Regions from separate parts of the Homo sapiens genome. Here region 2 is linked to region 1. Evidence: read pairs that join two places in POLR2A ChIA-PET (ENCODE). Cell type or tissue: OCI-LY7. All regions are shown on one strand. Links, peaks and the distances in the headings refer to the core of each region. The heading gives the core; the rest is flanking DNA.

What was found. Peaks named below come from ENCODE experiments on the same cell type or tissue, not always from the same donor. Only the 100,000 strongest peaks of a DNase experiment are listed, where the experiment ranks them.
Region 2: POLR2A ChIA-PET joins it to region 1 with 7 read pairs; 3 of 35 experiments call an interaction of 5 or more read pairs at or near these places.

The regions. Positions count from the first base shown.
Region 1 is chr1:113,938,946-113,943,336 of GRCh38, forward strand. HIPK1 (homeodomain interacting protein kinase 1) reads left to right here. Exons shown (of 16, transcript NM_198268.3): 2 at 1,437-2,514. The coding sequence starts at 1,439. Among named protein-coding and RNA genes, the nearest start is that of HIPK1-AS1, 12 kb to the left of the region's middle. In OCI-LY7, for the core only: no CTCF peak of the experiment used is centred there; a DNase peak (open chromatin) is centred at 1,916; H3K4me3 peaks cover 1,930 bases; H3K27ac peaks cover 2,563 bases.
Region 2 is chr1:114,135,031-114,139,421 of GRCh38, forward strand. It overlaps SYT6 (synaptotagmin 6), which reads right to left. Exons shown (of 8, transcript NM_001253772.2): 3 at 2,465-3,023. Among named protein-coding and RNA genes, the nearest start is that of SYT6, 17 kb to the right of the region's middle. In OCI-LY7, for the core only: no CTCF peak of the experiment used is centred there; no DNase peak of the experiment used is centred there.

The DNA.
Region 1 (4,391 bases), core at 162-4,161:
ACACACACACACACACACTTAGGAGATGGAATGGATAAGATAGAGATTAGATGTGGAGGAATAAGGGAGAGGAATGAGCCAGGATAATAGTATTAAATATGTGGTAGACACTATCATTTTACATGTATTAAATTATTTAATTCTCAGAACAACCCCATGAGGTAGGTATTGCTATCACCATTATGTAGCTGAGGAAACAGACATCCCTAATTTTTTTTCTTTTTTTTGAGACAGGGTGTCATTCTTTCACCCTGGCTGGAGTGCAGTGGCACGATCACAGCTCACTGCAGCCTCTACCTCTGGGCTCAGGTGATCACTTCTGCCTTCTGAGTAGCTAGGACTACAGGCATGTGCCACCATGCCTGGCTAACTTTTTTTTCTGTTTTTTTTTTTTTTTGTTGTTGTTGTTGTTTGTTTGTTTTAGAGACGGTTTCACCATGTTGCCCAGGCTGGAGCTCCCTGATTTCTGGCTTGAGGCGTTGGATGTGTGATGGCATCTCATAATTAAGATAGAAAACTGAAGGTGGGGTGGAGGCTCGTAAGTTTAATTCTGAATGTATTGAATATGAGGTGTTTGTGAAATGTCCAAGTTGCAGGGTTAAGTAGTCATTTGGATATAGGGTTTGGAGTTCAAAGCGAGAGAATCCTGGGTTAGAGATAGAGATTTTAGTCTTTTGAAGATGACTAATTTTGAGGAGTAATTATTAAAAAGGGGCAAAGGGTAGAGCAAGGAAAGAGGGATTACTATAGAGCCCCAAGGCATATGAGATCGGATGGTTGAAAATGGAGAAGATAAATATGAAATGGCTTGTGTGCTATGTCAGATGTTTGGACTTTATTCTGAAAAAATAGCTTTCAGTTTAATCTGTGGGCTTATTGAGCTGGAAGTGTCTGTGGGATATTCAGGGACAGAAAGCTGGACTGTTCTTACATCCTTTCCTCATATTTTTCTGCTAACTTTCCTCGGTTCTTCAGAATATACTCTAGCTTTCTCATCATCCTGGTTACTTTTTTTTTTTTTTTTTTCAATTTTAGTATTTTTAGAGACAGGGTCTCACTACATTGCCTAGGCTGGTCTCGAACTCCTCAGCTCAGGAGATCTTCCTGCCTTGGCCTCCCAAAGTGCTGGAATTAAAGGCTTGAGCCACTGTGCCTGGCCCATACTGGTTACTTTTTTATCTTAAAATGTGGTAGACAATTGAATGCATTTTATGTATGACCTGAGCAGAGTGGATAATCTTCACTTTGTCCAGCACGTTCTGTACACTGTTTCTATGAATATAGGTCAAGATTGAATTAGTTTTTGAGAAGAGGAGAACATTATTACATCATGTTTCTTTTATCAAGTAAAAGTGTGTGTGTGTGTTTGTGTGTTTTAAATCTAAGCCTTGTATCTTTTATCCTTGTGGTCTAATTCTTCCTTTCTCTCAATATAGGTATGGCATCACAGCTGCAAGTGTTTTCGCCCCCATCAGTGTCGTCGAGTGCCTTCTGCAGTGCGAAGAAACTGAAAATAGAGCCCTCTGGCTGGGATGTTTCAGGACAGAGTAGCAACGACAAATATTATACCCACAGCAAAACCCTCCCAGCCACACAAGGGCAAGCCAACTCCTCTCACCAGGTAGCAAATTTCAACATCCCTGCTTACGACCAGGGCCTCCTCCTCCCAGCTCCTGCAGTGGAGCATATTGTTGTAACAGCCGCTGATAGCTCGGGCAGTGCTGCTACATCAACCTTCCAAAGCAGCCAGACCCTGACTCACAGAAGCAACGTTTCTTTGCTTGAGCCATATCAAAAATGTGGATTGAAACGAAAAAGTGAGGAAGTTGACAGCAACGGTAGTGTGCAGATCATAGAAGAACATCCCCCTCTCATGCTGCAAAACAGGACTGTGGTGGGTGCTGCTGCCACAACCACCACTGTGACCACAAAGAGTAGCAGTTCCAGCGGAGAAGGGGATTACCAGCTGGTCCAGCATGAGATCCTTTGCTCTATGACCAATAGCTATGAAGTCTTGGAGTTCCTAGGCCGGGGGACATTTGGACAGGTGGCTAAGTGCTGGAAGAGGAGCACCAAGGAAATTGTGGCTATTAAAATCTTGAAGAACCACCCCTCCTATGCCAGACAAGGACAGATTGAAGTGAGCATCCTTTCCCGCCTAAGCAGTGAAAATGCTGATGAGTATAATTTTGTCCGTTCATACGAGTGCTTTCAGCATAAGAATCACACCTGCCTTGTTTTTGAAATGTTGGAGCAGAACTTATATGATTTTCTAAAGCAAAACAAATTTAGCCCACTGCCACTCAAGTACATCAGACCAATCTTGCAGCAGGTGGCCACAGCCTTGATGAAGCTCAAGAGTCTTGGTCTGATCCACGCTGACCTTAAGCCTGAAAACATCATGCTGGTTGATCCAGTTCGCCAGCCCTACCGAGTGAAGGTCATTGACTTTGGTTCTGCTAGTCACGTTTCCAAAGCTGTGTGCTCAACCTACTTACAGTCACGTTACTACAGGCAAGTGGCAAATGCTGAAAATCGTATCTTAGGCTAGAGTTCTGTCCTTATATTTAACATATACCCCGTAGGCTACATATAGCAATGAATTTGTTTATAGATTCTGAGATAGAAATAGGATATGTTTTAGCTCATTCTATGTGTGTGGCATTCCTATATATGACATTTATTTCTGAAATTTTATCTAGCACTGGAAAAATTAACTCAGTCTGATTCTGAAAGTTGTTACTAGTTGAATTATACTAGCACCTGGTTCTTTAGTATTATTTTACCTCATTTTCCCATTTTATTTATTTTATTTATTTATTTATTTATTTAGAGACAGAATCTCGCTCTGTCGCCCAGGCTGGAGTGCAGTGGCGTGATATCAGCTCACTGCAAGCCCCACCTCCTGGGTTCACGCCATTCTCCTGCCTCAGCCTCCTGAGTAGCTGGGACCACAGGCACCCGCCATCACGCCCGGCTAATTTTTTTTGTATTTTTAGTAGAGACGGGGTTTCACCGTGTTAGCCAGGATGGTCTCGATATCCTGACCTCGTGATCCACCCGTCTCGGCCTCCCAAAGCGCTGGGATTACAGGCGTGAGCCACCGTGCCCAGCCTATTTATTTATTTTTTTAAGATGGAGTTTCACTTGCCACCCAGGCTAGAGTGCAGTGGTGTGACATTGACTCACGGCAGCCTCCACCTCCTGGGGTCAAGTGATTTCTCCTGCTACTCCTGTCCTGAGTAGCTGGGACTACAGGCACCTGCTACCACGCCCGGCTAATTTTTTTGTTTTTAATAGAGATGGGGTTTCACCATGTTGACCGGGCTGGTTTTGAACTCCTGACCTCAGGTGATCCACCCGCCTCAGCCTCCCAAAGTGATTAGAGGCGTGAGCCACCATGCCCAGCCATTTTCCCATTTTGAAGAGTCTTGAAATACACAAAGATATTTACTTATTTGTAATGAATCTGAGCATATGTTGCTGTTTTTTCGAACCTCTTATCTTGGCAGGTAAAATAACGTGGGAATAACTCTAGGTTTAACTCTAGTAACATTTTATTCTTTTACATTTTCTTCTGTAGTAGCATGAATTGAATTACATGGTTGCTACAATCTCTTCCTGTTTTAACTTTCTCTAAATACTTTGAACTTAATGGGTTATCCTAGAATGGCCTTGACCCAAGTACCTTATACTTTAATGATATATATTTCTAGATTGATACTTTTAATGTAGCTACCATTTTAATATATAATAATTATTGGGACAGTATGTAAATGCTGATATATACAATTTTGTCTGTACCATAACCAAGGCTTTTAAAATGTGCTTTTTATCAGCACCCATTTACTTACTTGCCTAGTTATTAATTTTAAGGAATCTAATATTTAGTTTTAATGGCCATACATTAAATACAAATCATGTAAGCATCCAATCAAGAAGTGAAATAATAAAAACATAGATAACCTATAAAATATGTTTATAAGGAGCTATACATGCCAGATGCCTGTAATAAAATTTGAGGAAATAGAAATTCTGAATTAAGAATTTTATATTATGTGTGAAAATAATGTGAGGATATTTTAACCCATACAAGGACTCAGAAAAAATGTCATCTGCATGTTTCCTTTTTTAAAAACATTGTGGTAAGATGTTTATAATAGGAAATTTACAATTTTAACCATTTGGTACCACTCATTGTGTTAAGTACATTCATAGTGTTGTGTAACCATCACTGCTGTCTGTTAAGTATATTCACAATGTTGTGTAACCATCACCACTATTTCCAAATGTTTTCATCACCCAAAACAGAAATTCTAACCATTAAGCAATAACTCCCTATTCTCTCTTCTTCCTACCACTGGTAATCTTGATTTGACTTTCTGTCTCTA
Region 2 (4,391 bases), core at 211-4,210, 200 kb after region 1:
CTGCTCCTGAGAACTCTACCTGCTGGTGGGGCTGTGGGTTGGAGGGTGGCAGGGGACTCACTTGAGAAGGAACATCCAGCTCAGACAGACGGTAAGACAGGCTGTCTGAGCATGGGTGGGGCTCTGCAGCTTGGGAAACTCCTGCACCTGGACTCCCTCTGCAACTGGCTGGAATGCTCCCCCTTCCTCTTGTCCTGTCGAGTTATTTATAACTGTCCTTCCCCACCTGATTTAGTTCTCCTCATCAAGGAGACCTTCACCAGCTGTCCTAACTCTAAGGATCCTGCAACCATACCCAGAGGATCGTATTTGCTGCTTTGCACTACCAGCTACTGCATGGACTTTTCCTGTCTCTGTAATTACATGACAAGTTTCTGTGGGTCAAAGAAGCTGTTTTCTACCCCAGCCCCACCCTCAACCCCATGCCTGGCACAGTGTTCTTAGGAGGAGGAGATGGAGGAGGGCTATAATGATACTAGTTGAGGATGATGAGGATGATGGTGATTTGTCCTATGCTCTTTGGTTGATCTGCCCTTTTCAGAAGCCAGGTGGGGGAAGTGGGGATGGGACAAGGGCAGGACAGCCACGGGGTTCTTGGATATGGAAAGGTGCATCCAGGTGAGGAGTGTGCTTGGGCACAGACTGCCTGCCCCAGGCATGAGGCTTCCATTCATGCCTGGAGCCAAAGACACCAGATGGTGGGCTCTGGCAAGGAGCAAAGGAGGCTCCTAGAAGGGCTGGGCTGAGCTCTGCTTCCTGCAGCCCCTGGCCCTCACCCCTCTCCCTGGGTGGCAACCTCACTGTGAGGAGGACTGAGCTGCTTTTCTCTACCTGTCCAGTTACCATAATGAAGCCACAGCCTAAGGAGACCACAGGGAAGAGCTGCACCAAATGTAAACTTCAGAGTGATTTATGGAGTGGAGCGCTCGGGCCTGGGGCTGCCACAGAGCTGCTGTTCCAATCCGCCCTGTCTGCTCGCCCCGTCTGCCTGCTGGCCAGCCGGCTACTTATGTTCTTCTTAGGGATGACATTTCAGGAAAGCAAAGGTGGGGGAGGTACTGAGCCATTGGGCTGGACTGGTCAAAGTCAGCACAAGCTATGAGAATGGCGTGTCCCCCAGACCCTTCCTGGGGTGTAAGCAGAGCCCACTAAGCTTTCTCTCTTTGAACAAAACAAGATTTATGCCCTTTGCACACCAGAGCAGGGCTGATTTTCCCAGCCCCTCTCTTCACAGGCTCAACACAGAGATATTGAGTATTGACTATCCAAGCGGGAGTCTGCAGACAGAGTGGGGTTGCCCCTCCTCAGAGATATAGTGGAGGAAATATCCAGGTTGCCCCTCAACCTGTTAGCACTCAAGAGAGCAGATGCAAGGCCACTGGAGCTTGGAGGGAATGCCCCCACTGAGCTCTCAGCTGCCTGGGGGTGCTTAGAGAGAGGACACTAGCTATACCTGCAGGATGCAGCTACACAGCTTCCTCAACCCAGGGGACTGGAGCGAAGGGCTATGCCAGACCGAAGGGCTCCAGATGTGTCCTCTCCAGTTCTCTGTGCCAAACCTGTGCTCCCTTCTCTTAAAAGCCAACTTGAGCCCCAGCTCCTTGAAACCTTCCCTGATTAATTCCAGCTGGTTGCAAACAGCCCAGCACCCACCTCCTGTGTAGGTGTTAGTCAGGTCTCCTTTTGGGCTGGCCTCCCCCATCTCCCATACCTGACTGGGAAAACAATGCCCAAGCAAAGGGACTCTGCTGTGTGTCGTCATTCGTGCTGTTCATTACATATGTCCAGCTCTCCTTCTGGGCACTCGGTAGGATTACTTTGCCCCTTCTCCCTTGATATTAGGAGTTACCGCGTGTCTTGTTCTAATGGGAGTGGAAGTGACATGTGTCACTTCTGCGTGGAAGTTTTAATAAACAGTGCGTGATTTGCCACTTCCTCTTCCTCCTGATGTTTAACTGTGGGGGCCCGTGTCTAAATGCAGCCTCTGTTGGCTTGGGTCCCCAGGTAACAAGGTGGAGCAGAGTCCCCAGTCCAGCTGCAAAGCACATGAAACATGAACAAGGCATAAACTTTGGTTGTCTAAAGCCACAAAATCCTCGGACTGTTTGCTGCTGCAGCATAGCCTAGTTCAGTCTGATTGATATGGCCTGTTTCAATTGCCTATGCCAAGTTTCTAATGCACATCAGTACTCTCAGTAGAAAGAACCACCCCAGAACATGCAACCAGAAGCCACAGATAAAAATTCCCTTCCCTTCCTAGCTACATGGGGACTCTGCTCTCTGCCATCCCAACCTGGGGCAGAGTGCAAGGGTAGACTGGGCCACTGGGCAGTTTCCAGAGTCCCTCTTCACATCCCAAATGGCAAAGGCCCATTTGTCTCTAGGAAGTGAGGGTTTGGGGACATGTCCCACCCAACCCAGAACCACAAATCCTCAAGAAGCCAAGGAACAGGGCTGTACTTACACTTGTGGCATATTGGATATCCTTCCAGATGGAGGTTTCCCGAGACAGGTCAGAGGCCTCAAAGAGGTTGTCCAGGATGACCTCGCCAATCATGTCATGGCGGGAGAAGCGGTCAAAGTCGAAGACACTGAGATGCAGCTTGCGGTCAGCCAGCTCCTCATAGGGCACAGGGAAGTGGAAGTTCTCATCAAAGGTGGGGTTCAGGGTCTTGCGGTGCACCCGGGTCTGCAGCTTGCATTTGCGGTCAGGCAGGAGGTAGATCTTGACATAAGGGTCAGAGCTTCCACAAAAGTCCTTGGCAGGGAGGTCAAAAGCCTTCAGGATACGCACAATCAGGGTCTCGGTCTCGTAATCGTAGCGTAGGCTGAAGTTGATCTTCCCGCAGCTCTTGGTGGCCTCAGACTTGGCATCCTCCCCATCCACCGACTTCTGCTTGTAGAGCTCAGGCTTGATGCGGCCAATGCTGGTGGGCTGCTCTGCTGCTGGTGGAAGCTCATTGCCATAGTCTACACTGGAGACATGCATCTGCCTTGGCAGGTGGCGCTTGAAGGACGTGTGCCTGGTAGAGGGCAGGAGGGGGCAGAGGGAGTGTGGTCAGGGCTCAGGGGAAGGGGGATGAAGGCAAACACGAGCCTGGAGGCCCTGGCTCATCTTATCCCTTGTTGAGCCCCCTTTTCCTTCCTCTTCTTGACCCCACTTTTGCTCTGCATACACTTTGTGTGCAAGGTTGTGGTGAGCATTACATGTCTTAATATATGTAAAGTAGTTGGAATGGTGCCTGATATATAGTAAGCTCAATAAACTTTAGCCATTGTTATCATAATCACTTTTTCCTGCTTTTCTGTTACCTGCTTTCTAGGTTTACTTCCTAGTAGACATGACTCTGGTTTCCTTATTAAATCATGAGATTCCTTAAGAGAAGGACCATCCCTTCTTATCCTCAATGTGGCACCCACTTCATCACCATCATCACCATCACCATTTGTTAAGCATTTGCTATACGGCAGGCAGCAGAGTGGTAAAAGCATGGGCTTTGGAGTTAGCCTGCATAGGTTAATTTTGGCTCTGTCACTTTCTAGCTGAGATCTTGGGAAAGTTATTTAACCTCTCTGTGCCATAAAAACGAGGATAATAAAAGTAACAGCTGCATAGGATTGCTGTGAAATGAATTGATTACATATGAAGTGCTTAGAATAGAGCCAAGCATAATCATAAGCAATATATGTGTTAGCTCTCCTTATCAATCACATTGATTCTTCCATTGGCTCCTCACAACTGCCATATAAAAGTCATCAGCCTTATTTTACAGTTGGAAAAAGTGAGTCTAAGGGAAGGTGAGGAACTTGCCCAAGGCCATATGACAGACTGTCAGTGTGACCTCCCAGCATGTTCATTCCTGGCCTCCAGTCTGAAGACCAGGCCTCGTTCTCTTTTGTTGGTCCCCTGAGGGCCTGGAGAGCCGTTGCAGGGACCTAGGAGTCCATCAGAGCCCTAAGTTTTGAGTAAATACAATGCCTTACGCATGCTTGCACCACATCTTTTAAAAGTGCTTCTGAATTTAGGGTAGGTTTTTGTCGTTATGTTTTTCTTGTTGCTATTTTCAGTTAAAGGATGCTGTATGTATTTACAGTTGTTGTCATGCAGGGAACTCTGAAAGGCTTTAAAGGAATCCTGATTCTCAAACTATTAAGATTCCCTTGCCTTATCTGCCATGTACTGCAGACTGTAGCTATCAGGCTTTACTGACATATCCCTAAACACACCATGAACTCTTACATCTCTAGGCCTTTACTGTTCTCTTCCTTCTGCCTGAAGTCTTTCCTTCCAAACATCCAACACTCCCCTATTCCACTATTCCATTCCCCTCACACCCACACACACCCCAAGTGCAAACCACATATACAGCAACCCGCCTCAAAGGTTTCCC